Linked DNA regions of Mus musculus: region 1 is linked to region 2. A link is a loop called in an ENCODE intact Hi-C map of the cell type or tissue named here. Cell type or tissue: left cerebral cortex. All regions are shown on one strand. Links, peaks and the distances in the headings refer to the core of each region. The heading gives the core; the rest is flanking DNA. Region 1 has its middle 200 kb from the start of Actr3. Region 2 has its middle 140 kb from the start of Actr3.

Region 1 (8,953 bases), core at 323-8,322, 53 kb before region 2:
CTCATGAAACCTCAACACAACTATAGACAAAGTAATGGTGAAAGTGGGAAAAAACAAATCAATGGATTAAACATTACCAGACTGAAAATGTACACATAAGGAACACTATCCTGACTGAACAGGTTATATTTAGGATTGAATATGAATATGAGGGAGTCCATGCAGGTGTATTCAGGCAGGAAAATGAAGATGTGGGATTGAAAACTTGGTTCAAGTTGACTTTGTTAACTTGAATCAAAACTTCTAGAGATTCTGATACCAGGTGGTTTATTCCCAACAAATCTAAGCACAGTGTAATTTAGAAAAAAAATCCTAAAATAATACAATGCTCTATGCACAAGGAAGCATAATTACATTGAAACTCAATTCAGGATGTATGTAATTTATTACAAGAAGATGAATTCTGGAGATAGGCTACCTGTGGTAACTTAAGGGCCAACGGAAAAATCTGACCTAGTCTCATTAATACAGATAGCATAGAGATCATTTGGTTGGTTAGCCACTTCTGATCCTCATTATGGCAGCTCTGGGAACCTCTGGCTATACAGATCATGTAAGGGTCATAGACATTACTAGCCACCTCCTGTAATAGTTCTATGAGCTTGATATTATGTGGCCCAACAGATAACATGGCTTACCACGCTATTAACCACCTCCAATTCTCAGTCTTCTGGGGAAAATAATTATACATCCTTCTCTTTGAAAGAACCCTCTTAACGTTCTTGGTTTCCCTGAAAATATGTGAGGGAAAGATCTTCACACTCCCAGGGTGCATATACATATACATACTTATTTATATATACATGCATACATATACATAAGCATGTAATAGCAATTAATGAAAAAAGAGGATATGAATTTGAAAGAGAGCAACGATGGCCATATGAGAGGGTTTGGAGGGAAAAAAAGAAATGATGTAATTGTAATATCAGAAAGAAAAGAAAAACTCCTTTTGTAAAACTCCTATCCCTAATAAGTTTTCTTCAACAGAGTTTCCTTGGGTATACATATTGGATGGATCACAGGGCCCCCAATGGAGGAGCTAGAGAAAGTACCCAAGGAGCTGAAGGGATCTGCAATCCTATCTGTGGAACAACAATATGAACTAACCAGTACCCCCTGGAGCTCTTTTCTCTAGCTGCATATAAATCAGAAGATGGCCTAGTCGGCCATCAGTGGAAAGAAAGGCCCATTGGTCATGCAAACTTTATATGCCTCAGGACAGGGGAATGCCAGGGCCAAGAAGTGGGAGTGGGGGGGGGGGGGGAGCGTGGGGGGGACTTTTGGGATAGCATTGGAAATGTAAAAGAAATAAATACCCAATTTAAAAAAAAAAAAAAAAAAAAAAAGAGTAGGCAGGCCCCATGCCCACCAGTAGGTGGCCAACACAAAATGAACTCAATAGCATTAGGTGTTTTTTCTCTCATAATGTTTTGTCAGGGATTTTTTGCAGGGAGGAAATTTGTGTGTGTGTGTGTGTGTGTGTAAAGAAAGAGAAATCTGATCCCTAATCCCCATTTTCCTGAACACTAGCCCTAAGTCATGAGCTTTACCATTAGCCACTTGAAGCTACAAGAAATCCTTTCTCATCATTACTAGAAAATAGAAGCATATTTCCCAAGAAAACCATTCTCAGCAGGCAGCAAGATAACTCTGTGGACATAGGCACTTGCTACCAGGCCTGATGACCTAAGTTCACTCTCTGGGACTCACATGACTAAGTAGAAAACTGACTCCTTCAAGTTGGACTCTGACCTCCACATACGTGCTGTCACATACATATGCACAAATATATAATTAAACGTAACTTTTTAAAAAAATATTAAAAGAGATTGAACAAAAATGGACTGTAGCCCCACTATTCCCTTCAAGGACATACTCTCCATGACCTAAAGACTTCCCATTAGACACCACATCTTAGAGCTTCTACCAGCTCCCAATATCAGTACACTGGGAGCCAAGCCTTTGTGAAACCATCAAGATTTAAAGGACAGCATTTGAAAAGGCACAACTTATACATGCAGAGCTGGGCACATGGTCAAGACAAGCCTGATGAGAGCTATCTCATCTAGGGATAGACCTAAAGGTCTGTGGAAGCTTGAAGAAATGTGTAAGGTCAGTAGTTGTTAAAGACTTGTATCCATATGAACAGTTAGCCCCTCTGCAGAGGCATGTTCAGTCACTTAATAGACATAGAAATGACTCCACAAACAATATCTGAATATTGGCATTATCAACAGACACACTAACGCAGAAGTGGAAAAATCTCACATGGTCTCATCCCTGGACAAAGAACTACAGGCAACTAATGACTTCTGAGAGAGGATGAGTTAGTCTTTTCCAGGGTTTGAAACTCCTAAAGTAAAGCACCCCTAAAGCCATATACACACAAACAACAAAAACTGGACTCAGCAGCTCATCTTTATATATTATGCATATAGATAATATATATATGTGCATAAATGTTTAACATGCATAACAATGATAACCATGGAAGAAGAGGCTAACAATTAGAAAGAGTGAGAGAGGACATAGAAAAAGTCTGGGGAGGGCCTGGGAGGGGCAGGATGTTGGAAAGAGAAGAGGGATAGTGATGTATTGTGTTTTATTTTAAAATATATAAAAATTTTAAAGAATTTTCTCACCAGTGATTGGCAGATCAGTAAATAAACCATGGAGAGATGTCAGCATCACAGGAGACAATGAAGCACAGCTAGCAAATGCTTACCTAACACGCGCAAGGCCCTGGGCTCCATCCTCAGCTATCTAGCCAGTTCAGGACCAGTTTTGAATTCAAGAAAACTGCCTAAAGAATCAACTGAAGAATAAATTAATAAATGTTTAATTTTATCATTATTAAATATACATCATTTTTTAATAATAGGAAAGAAAAGGCAAGACATGTCACCTGCTTTAAAACATAACCCTCATGGCATAAAATAAGGATAGGCAAAACAACTGACAAAGTACAGGTCTTGATAGTGATGGTGGTGATGGTGGTGATCGTGGTGTGGTGGTTGTGTGGTGGTGTGGTGGTAGTAATGGTGGAGTGATGGTGGTGGTGGTGGTGATGGTGGTGGTAATGGTGTGATAGTGTGGTGTGGTGTGGTATGGTGGTGGTGTGGTAGTATGGTTGTGGTGGTGTGGTCGTGGTGGTAGTGGTGGTGGTATGGTATGGTAGTGGTATGTTGATTTGTGGTGATATGGTAGTTGTGGTGGTGGTGGTTGTGGTGGTGGTGGTATGGTGGTGTGATGATGGTGGTGGTGGTGGAGTTGGTTATGGTAGTGATGTAGTGGTGTGGTATTATGGTGGTGGTGTGATGTCATGATGGTGGTATGATGTTATGATGGTGGTGTTGTCTTATGGTAGTGGTGTGGTGGTATGGTAGTGGTAGTGGTGGTGGTTGTGGTGGTAGTGGTGGTAGTACTGTGATAGTGTGGTGGTGGCACCTAAGGTAATGGTGATGGCAGTATGTAACATAATGTACCCATGCATTTAAAGCCTAAATTGCAAGTCCAAATATGAGTCATCTGCCTTACACTTTCCTTTTCCTTCAAACTTGCCTCCCCAATTTCCTCACTGTTCTCAGTCCTCTAGTACCAGGTCCTAAAACCTCTTGTAGATAGTTCACTTCAAATCTCAGTATCTACACTTACTAGTCTTCTAGAGCCATCTTTCCTGCTTGGCTTCCAAAGAGCGTGTGTCTCAAAGTTGTCCCAAGGCTCTGCATTCTCTGAGGAGGAGCAGCTGTACAAAGTCGGACTCAACACACACCCACCCGGCAGGCTCAGCAGGCACCTCAGGCGGCCTTGGAAGGAAAAGGATGATTTTGGAAACCAAGAGTCTATGCCATCATTTTAATGAAATAAGAACAGACTTTTTGGCTTGCGTCCATTTGCCACGTTACCACTCACAGACAAGCTTCTCCGGGGTGATTCATCAGTCAGCCATCCCATCGTGAGCAGCAGAGAAACAAATCACCAGGCCTTGCACATCATAAAAATGGAAATGGAGGAGGTTGTTCATTAATGCAGATGAGTTTTAAGCTTGGAATGCTTTGCTCTGTTGAGATTAACGTGCGCACACAAGGAACTCTCCATGGGCCTTGGATCCTAGTAATATATAGTCCTTATTACCTTGCAGACTAATGAACCTTCAAAATCCAGAAGGGCAAAGTCAGAGAGCGCAGATTCAGATCAGAGCCCTGCATGGGAGCCAGAGACCATGGCTGCCTGAAACAGGATTCTCTGTGATGCTCCACCCCTGCCATCATCCTGAGGCAGCAGATGATACTACAGTGGATCTACTCTTTTAAAATGAAATAAATAAATAAAAATGATTTTATATATCTTCTACCTACTTCCCAACCATACAGCTGAGCAATAGGCTAATCAAAAGAAAAAGAAAAAGAAAAAGAAAAAGAAAAAGAAAAAGAAAAAGAAAAAGAAAAAGAAAAAGAAAAAGAAAAAAGTTAATTGTGCAATGGTCCTATCAAAACAGAAACCTATTTCAATAGGTTTAGCATAGGGGCCCTCAGAGATGACTCAGTCAGTCAGACATTTGTTACACAAGCATGAGGACCTGGAGGACCTGAGTCTGATCGCCAGCAGCCACACAAAAAGTCAGCTGTAATGGTACAGGCTCGGGATGCCATCGATGTGGAGGGAGTCTCAGAGACAGAAAAAATGCTGGGCTTGCTAGCCAGCTGCTCTAACTGAATTGGTGAGCTCCAGGACAAAGTCTACCTCAAAATTAAGAGAGAAAGAGACTGAGGACAAAACCTTCCATTGTCTTCTGAACTCAACATGCATGAATATACATACATACAAACATACACACACACACACACACACACACACACACGCTAAGGAGGCCTTAGATTTCTTGATCTGAAGGGAGACCAGTGGAAGGGTCCAGTCTTTGAAAAAACAATGAAGACTTTCCACACACTTTTTCTGGTGATGGGAGGAATCATTGAAATGCTTCAGATAACACCACACAAGCAGCTACTTCCTCCAATCTGATTAGAGTTGAGTTTGATATCCAAACAAGTCTGTAGTCTAGGCCAGTTCTGAAAAGCACTACAATGGACAGGGTAGCCTGTCTCTTCTGTTCTCTCTGCTCCCTTCCTTTCTCTTTCTTTCTCCCTTTCTCTTCCTTTCCCCCTCCTCTCCTCTCCTCCCCCTCCTGCTCCCTCTCTCTCCTGTCCCATGTATCTCCTCTCATACTTCACTCATTCTTATTTAATAACTTCTTCTCTTACTGTCCAATGATAACTAAGACAGCCACATAGACGAGACTCAACCCATTGCTTGCCAGTGATTATTATTACAATGACTACATGCGGTTGACTAGAATTAACTATAGAGCAAGCATTGTACTAAGTACTTTCCATCAAAATATGTGGCCCATTTAATCCTATGAGGTAAAAAGGTATTGTGATTTTACTAAAGTGACAGAGAAAGCAACACAAGCATGTGCTAGCTGTTGGTTGCTCTCAGAATTCAGCAAGGTTACTCCAAATAATGAGAATAAAGACATAGATGAAAGAAAGACATAACAATTAGGAATGAAGAGAAGGGCGAGGGAGGAAGTTGGGGAAGAAAACAGGAAGAAGAGAAAAAATTTAGAGAGGGAAGGAAAGGAAAAAAAGAAGAAGGATGTAAATAGGGAAGCTATGAAAGGAGGGGAAGGGAGTAAGGAAGGGAAAAGGAAGAGAGGGAAGGAGAGAAAATGAGGGAAGAAAGGAGGAGGGGGAGTCAATGTTATGATCACAGATATATAGCACTATTTGATGAATTTGAATATTATCTTAATACTTGCATATCAGATTCTTGCCAAAGGACATAATATCAAATGTCTACTTTGGTCCTTATATAACCCTCAGTGATTAGAAATCATTTTTCCTGGAGGACTGCCTAAAGAATATGTACTCTATTCCTTCGTTCAGATCAATAGTTCTCAATAATTGGGGAGAGTTCAGAGGTGCCTTTATAAATCTTACAGACTTTTGGATCCTTTTCCTAAAAATATAGATGAATAAGGAATTTTGGATGATCAACAAACAACTTTCTTGGCTCCATGATGGATTCTCTAGGGACTGTTATCTCTAAATGACTGCTCTTGAACACTATGGCCTGAAGTCCCCAGGACCTTGTCCTCTTCCTACAGTGGCCAGAATGGAGTCTGGATGAAAAACTGCATCTGGGACACACTTCTCACAGAAGCTGCGAGTGACTTAGATAGGTCAAAGCACTGAATTCTCTGCATGAGTTAGAGGAGAGAATTCTCTGCATGAGTTAGAGGAGAGACTATGAGGCAGGAGCATGTCTGGTGAGTAAAGTTCTTACCTGACTTCATAATGACACTTCTATCAGTCCAGGATGAAGTCCAGGCAGGAGAGCATGATATGGCATCTCTTAGGTGAGATATACACATCCCAATTTGAAATACCAAAGCAGTTAATTTCTAGAGTTGCAAAAACTTGCAAGGCACACATACATATTCCCTTAAAATGGCTCCCTCTAGGCCACAGCATTCTCTCCTGTCTCTCCACCAATCTAATCTGCTTTACACCCAATGCTACAAATATACATACAAAACAGGCAGTTCCTTCCAGCAGTTAATGAAAGCCAAGAAGTCTGTCTCACTATGAATAGCATTAAATGCAAAAAGCATGAGATGGATCAGAAGTTAAGAGTGTTTGCTCATGTTTCACAGTACCCTAATTCAGTTCCCAGCACCCACGTAGGGTGGCTCACTGCCACCTTTAACTCCAGGCCCCGGGAATCTGATACCCTTACTGGCTTCCATGGGCATTTAAGTGCACCTATCCACACATAGACATACACAGAGTCAAAAATAAAGTAAGTATTTTAAAAATAATTTAAAGCACATCAAGATCTTATGTGCAAAGTGAATAATTATTCCATCATTTTCTATAAAAAAAAATAGAAAAATACCAATATGCTTATGTTTAGAGGATGAGTTTGTTTTTCTTTACTTTTGAAAAGCCTGTTACTATACAACCTGTTACTATACAAGCTTCTGATAATATAAATATGTATAAAAGAAGTCTAAATGGAATCACTATACAATGGGGAAACAATGCTCCAAGTAGACATCATATGCCACCAAATAAAATCTCCAGAGAATGGGTAACGCCTTTTTTTTCTTTTAGTGATTGGCAAACACAGCAGGCTGTTATTAATGCTATTGATTCTCCTCCATAGCCTAAAATGGTAACGTCCTGTTTCTGGACATTATATCATCAAGCACAGAGAAATCATAGAGGTGTTCAACTAGAAGTTCCATCCCTACTGACCAATGTCCATGGTGCTAGAATGTTCTATACACATTTCTGGAAAGGTTCCCATCAATATCACTTAGCTATGAACACTCCACTCCACAATGGCAACCTGCCTCCAAGATATACCCACTGTTGTAGCATGTAATTATTAAAAAAAAACAATCCACACTAAAGCCGGCTACATTCCAGCGACACAGTCTCAGTCTTTTACCAGCCCAGTACATTGCCCAAGGTGGAGACTGCATCTTTCTCCTAGTCAATGCCTCTCCCACCAATGATGGTTCTGGCAGCTGTGGGTGTGCTCTCACCAGCCTGTGCTCCACTGTGGTGACCTTTCCCCTGGAGTTTGATCCTTGCCCAATTTTCCTGTCCCAAAGCCTGGCCAAATTCTGCCCTGGCTATGTTCTTTCCCTCTGACCCACCTGAGTTGCTGCAAATGGAAAACACCAGACAATCTTAGTTTAGAATCAACAGATAACACAGCCGCTGAGTGAAAAATCTATCATCCTAAACTCATCGACTATTCTATGTTAGAAATCTTCCAGTAGCAGTGGTGGAATCTGCCACCAGATCTAACAGTTCCTGGTCTACATGTTGCCTCCTTTCGCTCCCACCTCGCTGTCCAAAAGGACCATTCCTCCCTGCTGCATTCCCTCTTCCTCTCTTGGACCCAGAAGTCCTGCCTCTCCTCCTTGCCCAGCGATTGGCTTCTTGTCATCTTTATTATCCAATCAATTGATTAGGGGAAAATTCCACTACACACTGGTGCAGCAGTGAGTGGCACAACCATTATGGGAGTGGCCAACCAGTTCATTGTTAGGTTTAAGGACCACTCGATGAGATATAACCCATATATAACAATATTAATGAGGCCAAGACCCTGAGAGCAGATAGGTCATTGGCCCAAGGGGAAAACTAATGGCATTTTTCTGATAAATGAATACACCAATGAAAATGACTCCTGGTGACATACTGCTATTGCCCATGGGTCAGCTCATCAGGCGCTGTCAGAGAAGCTTCTGACAGTAGACGATAATTAACATAAAGACCCACAGCTAAACAGTGTGCATAGAGTGGAAAACTTTGGAGCACTCGGCCCTTAATGTAGTGAGATGTCTTTATCAGCCTCCTCCTGTAAAGGCTCAGAGATCTGTTTGGAAAAGGAGGAGGGATGATGTAAGAGCAGAGGTGGTAGAAGACTTCAAAGAAGCAGCAGCTTCCAGTCACAATGGAGGGATGGTCATAGGAACTCATAGAGCCTGTGACTGTGTGCGCAAGACCTACACAGGTTCAAAATAAGTGAGAATCCCAGCACAGAAAAGAGGAAGTGGGCACAAAGTTCTACCCCTAACCACAAAGCTACTTGCAACTGATAGTTGCTGGGAAAGGAGAAATCAGTTTCTTCAGTGGCTGGCATGACACTAAGTATATCAACCACACTCTGGGACAGGCCTCATAGGAGTAGTTAGCTAACACAAAGTGTTTCTCTCTCTCTCTCTCTCTCTCTCTCTCTCTCTCTCTCTCTCTGTGTGTGTGTGTGTGTGTGTGTGTGTGTGTGTGTGTGCACTCGCGTGCGCGTGCAAGCCCATGCTCCTTTGTTTCTGTCAGGGTCATTTTATGCCAGAAAGTGGAAAAGAAATGGA
Region 2 (8,953 bases), core at 634-8,633:
CAAGTCTGTTCTCCCTCTCTTCTCCAGCCACCAACAGCACTCCTAAACCCACGGATCTCTAGGAAATTTGTTCTCTCAGGTGACAAGGAAATTCAGCATGACTCAGCAAAGGGCTCAGGGTGTGTCTGCCCCACTAGCTGACACAATGAATCTATTTATGTACAGGAGGTGGCTGAACTCTGGGGTGTCAACATTTATCAGCCAGGAAAATGGGAAATCATCTGTTCAGAGGGAAAATCCACTGAAAGTCTAAAAGTAATGTGCTGTCTTCATTTGGGCTTCCATGGGTGATTAAAATACCTTACAAAACACATTATCTAAAAAGAATCCTCTGGGCTCAGGAGAGGTTCATAGTATGGTTGTAAGTGTTTGCCACACCACAAGAACCTGGGGAGGTCAACAGCCTGGACCTCAGTGGTGGGCCAGCTTACCTGAATTGATAAGTCCCAAATCACTGAGAGATCTCATATGAAAAAATAATAATAATAATAATGTCATTCTGAGGAATGCCATTCAAGGTTGATCTCTGGCCTCTATTCATATGTACACACATATAATACATATGCCCTTGCACTCCAACACATAAACATGGACATATATGTCCTCATACATACATACAAACACATACAGAAAGATTAGATTGGAGAACAGGCAAATAAACAGATCATATAAAGACAGACAAGAAAACAGTTTCCATTTGAGAAAGAAGGCGGCCTTAAACATTACTAATCCTGCTGGCACTTGGATCGCCACCTCCCAACCTCCATAACTATGAAGGAATAAATTCTTCTGTTGTTTAAATCCTCCAATTAGAAACAAATTGACTAAGATCCAAAGTGTTGGGCAAGAGGAAGACTTTGAAACTGTAATTACATATCTAGCCAAATGGATATTTGATCTGGGGTTCGAAACCAGAACATTTTTCTTAATAGTGAAGAATTCATAAAGTTACTTCTTAGATAACATCTTTGAAAAATTGCTAATATGTGCATATATATATATATGTCCAGAGACTCAACAAGTAAAGCTGACTAAGAAAGCATTGCAGTTTTGCTCCGAAGGGTGGATGATAGTCAGCTCCTTGGAGATCAAAAGAAGAAAGTGTTGTGACTAAGATATTGGTCAAGTCTTGAGTATTGGACTCTCTACCAAATTTCTGCCAAACATTGCTTTATGCCACGCTTCATAATGCAGGCTAAGCCTTCCAAATAGCACTGAACTGATTGTCGTTGCTAAGTCTCTGTCAAGCCAAGCTCTCCATTCAGTGGTCAGTAAATAGCATGGGATCTGCACAGTCCATTTGCTGCAACTCAGTTTGACTGGTGTCAGAATCGTCAGCACTTCCTGGCACCAATGAGTACCGAAAATGAGTTTTTGTAATAAATGCTTCCTAGGAAAGAACAAAGTCAGACATCCATCACCCCCCAACCCCATTTAAGGCACGGCTCACACCCTTTGGGTCCGGAGACACTGTCTCTAATCAGCTTCCTTCAGCCACAGTGAGCTTTGTTCTGAACATCAGGAACGTTTTAGTGGATGAATTAGACTTAATAGAGAACAAGCAAGATGCAAACTTTATATGCCTCAGTACAGGGGAACGCCAGGGCCAAGAAGTGGGAGTGGGTGGGAAGGGGAGTGGCGGGGGGAGGGGAGTGGGAGGAGGGTATGGGGAACTTTTAGGATAGCATTTGAAATGTAAATGAAGAAAATACCTAATTAAAAAAAAATAGAGAACAAGCAAGGAAAAAAAAGTGCTCATTTTTGCAAATAAACCTGACCACATCCAATGCTGTTACTTGTGTCCGGGTAGGTACATTGCTGAATGTGGCTGTGCATCGAAGTGTGGACTGGCACATGTGAAAGCCAGAAGACGGCCTTGGCTTTGCTCCTCAGGTGCTGCTAACAGTGAGGCTCCCTTATTGATCTGGAGTTTATCAATTCACCTAAGCTGCTAGACAGGAAGCCCCAGAGATTCTTTTGTCTCCACTTCCTCAGTGCTGGGATTCCAAATGCTTCCCTGACAACATTTCTGTTACCTCTTTTGATTATATAGCTTGAGGTATTTGCCATTACTCTGGCTGTCTTTAGATATGAAAATAGCCAATGAAGTCATCCCTGGAACACCAGACCAACCCAACATGGTACTAAGGATGTTAGTTCATAGAATATCCTTCATCTCTGATCTACCAAGCCCTGGGATTAGAAGAGCCTCTCTGGTCACTATAGAGGATTGAAGCAGTGTCTTCCTCTCTCGATGTTTTCTGAGAATTTCTTGGTCTGGACTTCAGTTTTATTGCTTCAGGCAATCCTTTTCCACATCTGATCCTTCCTTTCCTTCCAGGATCTATTTCAATGAACACCAATAAAGTCTCGAGTGACTTTCCTGGGCAGGAACCACAAAAGGTGTGCTCAAGCCCTCTCCTTCAGATTCAATCTATATCTTTCCAGCGAATACGCTCCTTGAGTATTGACAGTAGGCAGCCGCTGGGATAGGGAGGGCCAGGTTAGTTTTCTCTAGGGGTGTGGTCCCAGTAGATTATTCACATTCTTGTGCATATGGGCAGCACCAATTAGACTTGGTGGGTTATTAATAACAAAAATATAAAATAAAGAAAGGACACAAAGTTGGAAGTGAGAGAAATAGGAGCAATAGGGAGAGTTGGAGAAAGGTTGTGGTGGATGAATACAATATATATATATTTATATATATATATATATTGAATAAATATATAGACCTTTCAAAGAATAAAATATGCTTTTAAACCAAATATAGTGGAACACACTATTAGTCCCAGTACCTGAAAGGCACAGGTAAGCTGATTTCTATGAGTTAGAAGCCAAACTGATATTGATATATATATATAGTGCATTCTAGGCCAGCAAGAGCTACTTAGTAAGACCTTCTTGTTGTTGTGTTGTGTGTGTGTGTTTGTGTGTGTGTGTGTGTGTGTGTGTGTTTAAGAGGACATGAAGTTGGGAGGAGGAGGGGGATAGGATTTTGGAAGAGTTGGAGAGGGAGTAGGTAGTGAATTAAAAATATGTTGTATGCATTATGGAATTCTCAAGGAATAAATAAAAATACTATATTTAAAACACAGAAAAGAATATGCTCTTTGGTCTCAGTATCCAGCAGAATCAACTTAATCTCAGCCAGTCCTCAGTGGTACTGTCTGAGAGCTGACCAGCCATAGTCTCAGTCGTCTGTCTTTAGTCTGTCTTTACTCATTGTAGACAATGATCAGATAACCTTGCCTGACTCCCCCAAAATTCCAAGGAATGTGGCTAGACCTTCTGAGTAATTTCCTGGAGTTTGTTTCCTTCCTTTAGAGGAAGACCAGAGAGAGAAGGCTCAGTAGGTAAAAGTACCTGCTGTGCAAGTCAGGCAATCTGGGTTCGATTCCCAGAACCCATGGTGGAAGGAGAGAACTGCCTCTTGAAGCTGTTCTGACTTCTACATGTGTCGTGGCACACATGCGCACATACCCTTGCACATTTATATCATGCACATATACACACACAATAAAAATAACAAAATGTCTGTTATATGGGAGGAGAAGAACTGTACAGAGCCTTCACCCTCTGCAGAGGTAAACTCTCTTCAGTCTCCCTCGAATGGATGCTGGACGTGGGAGATGGGCCAGGGAGAAGGAAGGAATGAGCTCCACATGCTCTTTGCATATCCTTCCCAGGTGGCCTCGTCTAGCACACTGTCTTCAAAGACTGGATGCTTGGCAGGATTTGGTTTAATTCTGACTTTGGAATCTTTGCTGAAAATCTGAGACAAGGGAAAAAGTGTCATTGAACAACTTGTGACACTTCAGTATGTATGAATCCTGACAAAATTGCCTTGTTTTCTGATTACCACTAACCTGCCATATTTAAACGTTGGGAAGACAAGAGCTTAGAGAAAGTAAAGCAAGTGGAGAAAACCTAAAGTTCCTCACAGGCTAAAGGAGGAACTTTAGAGACACTTGTCTGTTTCTGAGTTTCCGTCTCTTCGAAAGGCCCTGTTCGCTTCTCTAGATGGTCCCCAGCATCCATCTCTGAATGGTAGTGGTACTTGCTAGCCTGAACTGACTGCACAGATGGTCTACGTCACCCTTAGGATGCGCATGAGCTATTCGCCTCAGAATCAAGGATGGCACTGAAAGCTAGAAACAGAAATTCTCCTTCCTTAGGAGGTAAAGCCCTGCTGGAGGAAGGGCATCACTAAGGGCAGGTTTTAAGGGCTTATAATCCACTCTACTTTCTTTTCCCCTCTCTTCACTTCCTGTATGCAGATGAAATGTGATTGCTCGGCTTCCTCCTGCTGCTGCTAGGTTTTCTCGACATATGGACTTTTATTCCACTGGAACTGCAAACTAAAATTAACCTTCCTTTCTGTAAGTTGCTGCTGCTCAGAATATTTTATCACAGCAACAGAAAAGTAGCTAACGCATGGCTCAAGCCTTATGATATAAATTCTTACCCACGTAAAAAGACAGATGTGGTGGAGCACATATGGAATGCCAACACTGCTATGACAAGATGGGAGGTGGAGACAGGATAATCATCCGGTAAGCTAGCCTGGAGTGCTAGTGCCGCTGAAACAAAAGAGAGCCTGACTTAACAAAGTGGAAAGAGAGAACTGACTCTTTGTTGTTGTTGTTGTTGTTGTTGTTGTTGTTGTTGTTCGAGACAGGGTTACTCTGTATAGCTCTGGCTGCCCTGGAACTCACGCTGTAGACCAGGCTGGCCTCGAACTCAGAAATCCACCTGCCTCTGCCTCCCGAGTGCTGGGATTAAAGGCGTGTGCCACCACGCTCGAACTGACTCTTAAAGGTTGCTCTCAGACCACCACACATGCACTGTGGCACACATTCTCACACTCACAGATCGTACACACTCACACATACCAATAATATTATGTTTTAATGTTTAGAGAAATGTTTCAGTTTGTGAGGGAGAGAGAGAAATGTGGTAGCACCGAAATACACAGAAAGAGAAGAAAAGAAGAAGATCCTGGTTTCTAGTTATCTCTGTGCTGACTGACTGTCTGACTACCTGCCCTGTTGGTCTCCGATGTTCCTTGTATCCTTACACAAGTCAGCTCCTTTTCCTTTCAACAAACGAAGGTTTCTTTCTGTTTCTTCAACCCATTTATCTATGTTAGCATATTGTCTAAGCTCTGCCCCACAGTTACCTGGCAATAGCCAGTTATGCCTGACTCACTATAAAGGGGGCTGCTCAGCCCCACATCCTTTCTCTCTTGCTCTTGCCTACTTGCGCTCCGCTCTGTCCTCTCACCCTTTCAGCCCCCTCTCTCCCCATTCCCCTCCCCACTCTCTCTCCAAGAGCTCATGGCCAGCATCTACTTCTGTCCTCTCTCCTCCCTCTCCCTCTCCTTTTCTCTGTCTCTACTACCCTCTCAACTCCCCTCCCATGTCCTGAATAAACTTTATTCTATACTATGGCGTCATGTGGCTTAGTACCTCAGGAGGAAGGGATGCCTCAGCATGGGCATGGGCCCACAGAGGCACCCTCTTCCCCCACACCTGACTACACATCCACCAAACATATCCCCTCTCTCTTTATCTTTTTATAAACACAACAATCTATGTCATATAGAACCATGATAGGTACACAAAATAGAGTTGTGGACATAGCACCAGCAGATAGATAGCACAGCTAATTAGAGAAATCATTACAGAACTTAGTATCTGTGGGTAGTTCCAAGAGATTAGCAGGATTAAAATATCCCAATGAGAAAGTAGTGTGAGCTAAAGCAGAGATAGGGACTAGATACAAAGCTGAGAGGTTGCTCCAAAACTACAGCCTCTGTGTCATGTGACAGAAACCCCAATGGGTGTGCACTTTTTCTTTCTTGAAGAGAGATGCAAAGCAGAATTGGACTCTAGTCTAGAATGAGAAAGTGAAGCTTATTAAATCTAGACCCTAAATTCACATGCTGTGATTCCCCATTCTAAGGCACACATGCTTGGTCAAAAGATGCTCCAAGAGCAACAGAAAGCTACTATAAAATAAATCCCTTTCTTCTTTTTGCTTTTTGATTTTTATTTGTTTGTTTGTTTATTTGTTTGTTTTGGGGTATATATGTGTGTTTGCATATTGATAAGCATGTATGTTTAAGTATATGTGCGTGCCCTTGCATGTTCAGAGACCAAAAACTTCAACTGTCATTCCTTAGTTGCTACCCACCTTAATTTTTAGTTTTGGTTTTGGTTCCAGGTCATTCGTCAACCTGGAACACACTGATTTGGCTAAGCTGACTGGCCAGTGAGTTCCAGAAATATATCTCTGCCTATGCAGTGCTGAAATTGTGCCTTTTTCTCTATGTAGATTCAGGCCCAGGTCCTCATGCTTTCAAGGCAGGCACTTTACTGAGATATCTCTATAACCTCAATAAAATTATGCTTTCAAAACACTCTCCACCACTGTCAATAAGACAAAAAGGACACCAATTGGATTGGGAAAGGATTTTTGCCAGTCCTAAATGCAATAGGTGACTAATATCCAATATACACAAAGAAATCAAGAAGGTGGACTCCAGAAAATCAAATAACCCCATTAAAGTATGGGGCACATAGCTAAAGAGAATTCTCAACTGAGAAATACTGAATGGCTGAGAAGCACCTGAAAAAATGTTCAACATCCTTAATCATCAGGGAAATGCAAATCAAAACAACCCTGAGATTCCACTCACACCAGTCAGAATGGCTAAGATCAAAAATTCAGGTAACAGCAGATGCTGGTGAGGATGTTGAGAAAGAGGAACACTCCTCCATTGCTGGTGGAATTGCAAGCTTGTACAACCACTCTGGAAATCAGTCTGGCAGTTCCTCAGAAAATTGGACGTAGTACTACTGAAAGATCCAGCAATACCTCTCCTGGGCATATACCCAGAAGATGTTCCAACTGGTAATAAGGACACATGCTCCACTATGTTCATAGCAGCCTTATGTGTAATAGCCAGAAGCTGGAAAGAACCCAGATGTCCCTCAACAGAGGAATGGATATTGAAAATGTGGTACATTTACACAATGGAGCACTACTCAGCTATTAAAAACAATGAATTTATGAAATTCTTGGACAAATGGAAGAATCTGAAGGATATCATCCTTAGTGAGGTAACCCAATCACAAAAGAACTCACTTGATATGCATTCAGTGATAAGTGGATATTAGCCCAGAAACTTAGAATACCCAAGATACAATTTGCAAAACACATGAAACTCAAGAAGAACAAAGACCAAAGTGTGGATACTTTGTCTGTCCTTAGAATGGGGAACAAAACACCCATGTAAGGAGTTACAGAGACAAAGTTTGGAGCTGAGACAGAAGAAAGGACCATGCAGAGACTGACCCATCCAGGGATCCATACCATAATCAACCACCAAATGCAGACACTATTGCATATGCCAGCAAGAGTTTGCTGACAGGACCCTGATATAGCTGTCTCTTGTGAGGTGATGCCAATGCCTGGCAAATACAGAAGTGGATCCTCACAGTCATCTATTGGATGGAACACACAGCCCCCAATGGAGGAGTTAGAGAAAGTACCCAATGAGATGAGAGGGTCTATAACCCTATAGGAGGAACAGCAATATGAACTAACCAGTACCCCCTGAGCTTGTGTCTCTAGCTGCACATGTAGCAGAAGATGGCCTAATCGGCCATCATTGGGAGGAGAGGCCCTTGGTCTTGCAAAGATTATATGCCCCAATACAGGGGAATGCCAGCGCCAGGAAGCAGGAGTGGGTGGGTTGGGGAGCAGGGTAGAGGGAGGGTATAAGGGACTTTCGGGATAGCATTTGAATTGTAAATGAAGAAAATATCTAATAAAAATTATTTAGATAATTAAAAAACACTCTCCACCAATATTTTGTACTTCATAAACCATGTAATACTAAACTACCTGGGATTAAGGATTGGCGCTGCCACTGAGAAACTTTAACCCAAGTCATGACCTCACTGGGAACCATCATTCTCATCCAGGAAATGGGCACAACAATTTTATAGACTAGAAAGGAACGGTATCTGTACTTAGCTTTTCATGACAACTTGAAACATCCTACAGTCATTTAAGAAGGAGTCTCAACTAAAGTATGTCCAGTCAGACTGTCCTATGAGCATGTCTGTGGGGAATTGTCTTAATTATTAATTGATGCAGGGTAGCCCAGCCCACTGTGGGGGGCACCATTCCCTGGGCAGATGGGCCTATAAATATGAGACATCAGCAAAGCATGAGCCTGTGAAGGAGCCAGTAAGCACATTGCCCTGTGGTTTCTGATTCAAGTTCCTGGTTGAGTTTCTGCCCTGGCTACTCTTAGTGATGGACTGTGAGTCGTGAGCCATAGATGAAATAAACCCTTTCAAGCCCTAAATTGTCTGGGGTGGTGGAGTTTGTCACAGCAACAGAAAGGAAAGTAGAACACTAGCTTAGTTACTTTCCCCACTGCTGTGAAAAGAATACCCTGGCAAAGGGGAGAAAAGCTTTAATTTTGGCTCATAGTTCCGGGTTGTCCATCCCTGGAGGGAAGTCCCAGCAGAAGAAGCTTCAGGGAGCTGGTCACGCCACATCTACAGTAAAGAAGCAGAGAGCACCGAATGCCTGTGCTCAGCTCACTTTCCCTTCCTTCATACCTTCTCAGATCCCAGCTCAGGGAATGGCGCCGCCCACAGTAAGTAGGTATATACGCTTTGGTTAATCGAATCAAGACAACTTCCCCACACACATACACACACACAGACAAGTCTAAAGACATGTGATTTTAGATCTGATCAAGTAGACAATTGAGATGAAACACCACAGATGCCTATAAAGAATAGATATTTGAAGACCTGGGAAGTATGTAAAAAGCTATTTCGTATATAGATAAATCTCTAAGATAAAGTTAGTAGAAGGAGGATTTAGACCATGATCCCTGGTTGTTGTTCAAATGAGCAGCTTAGGT

What was found. Hi-C counts contacts between places; a loop is a spot of excess contacts. Peaks named below come from ENCODE experiments on the same cell type or tissue, not always from the same donor. Only the 100,000 strongest peaks of a DNase experiment are listed, where the experiment ranks them.
Region 1: it touches region 2 in a loop (10-fold over the local background); 2 of 42 quality-filtered maps call a loop at or near these places.

What each region holds. Positions count from the first base shown.
Region 1 is chr1:125,233,249-125,242,201 of GRCm38, forward strand. No RefSeq gene overlaps it. Among named protein-coding and RNA genes, the nearest start is that of Actr3, 200 kb to the right of the region's middle. In left cerebral cortex, for the core only: a CTCF peak has its summit at 1,389; DNase peaks (open chromatin) are centred at 3,864 and 6,650; H3K27ac peaks cover 545 bases.
Region 2 is chr1:125,286,436-125,295,388 of GRCm38, forward strand. No RefSeq gene overlaps it. Among named protein-coding and RNA genes, the nearest start is that of Actr3, 140 kb to the right of the region's middle. In left cerebral cortex, for the core only: no CTCF peak of the experiment used is centred there; DNase peaks (open chromatin) are centred at 3,765 and 4,404; H3K27ac peaks cover 360 bases.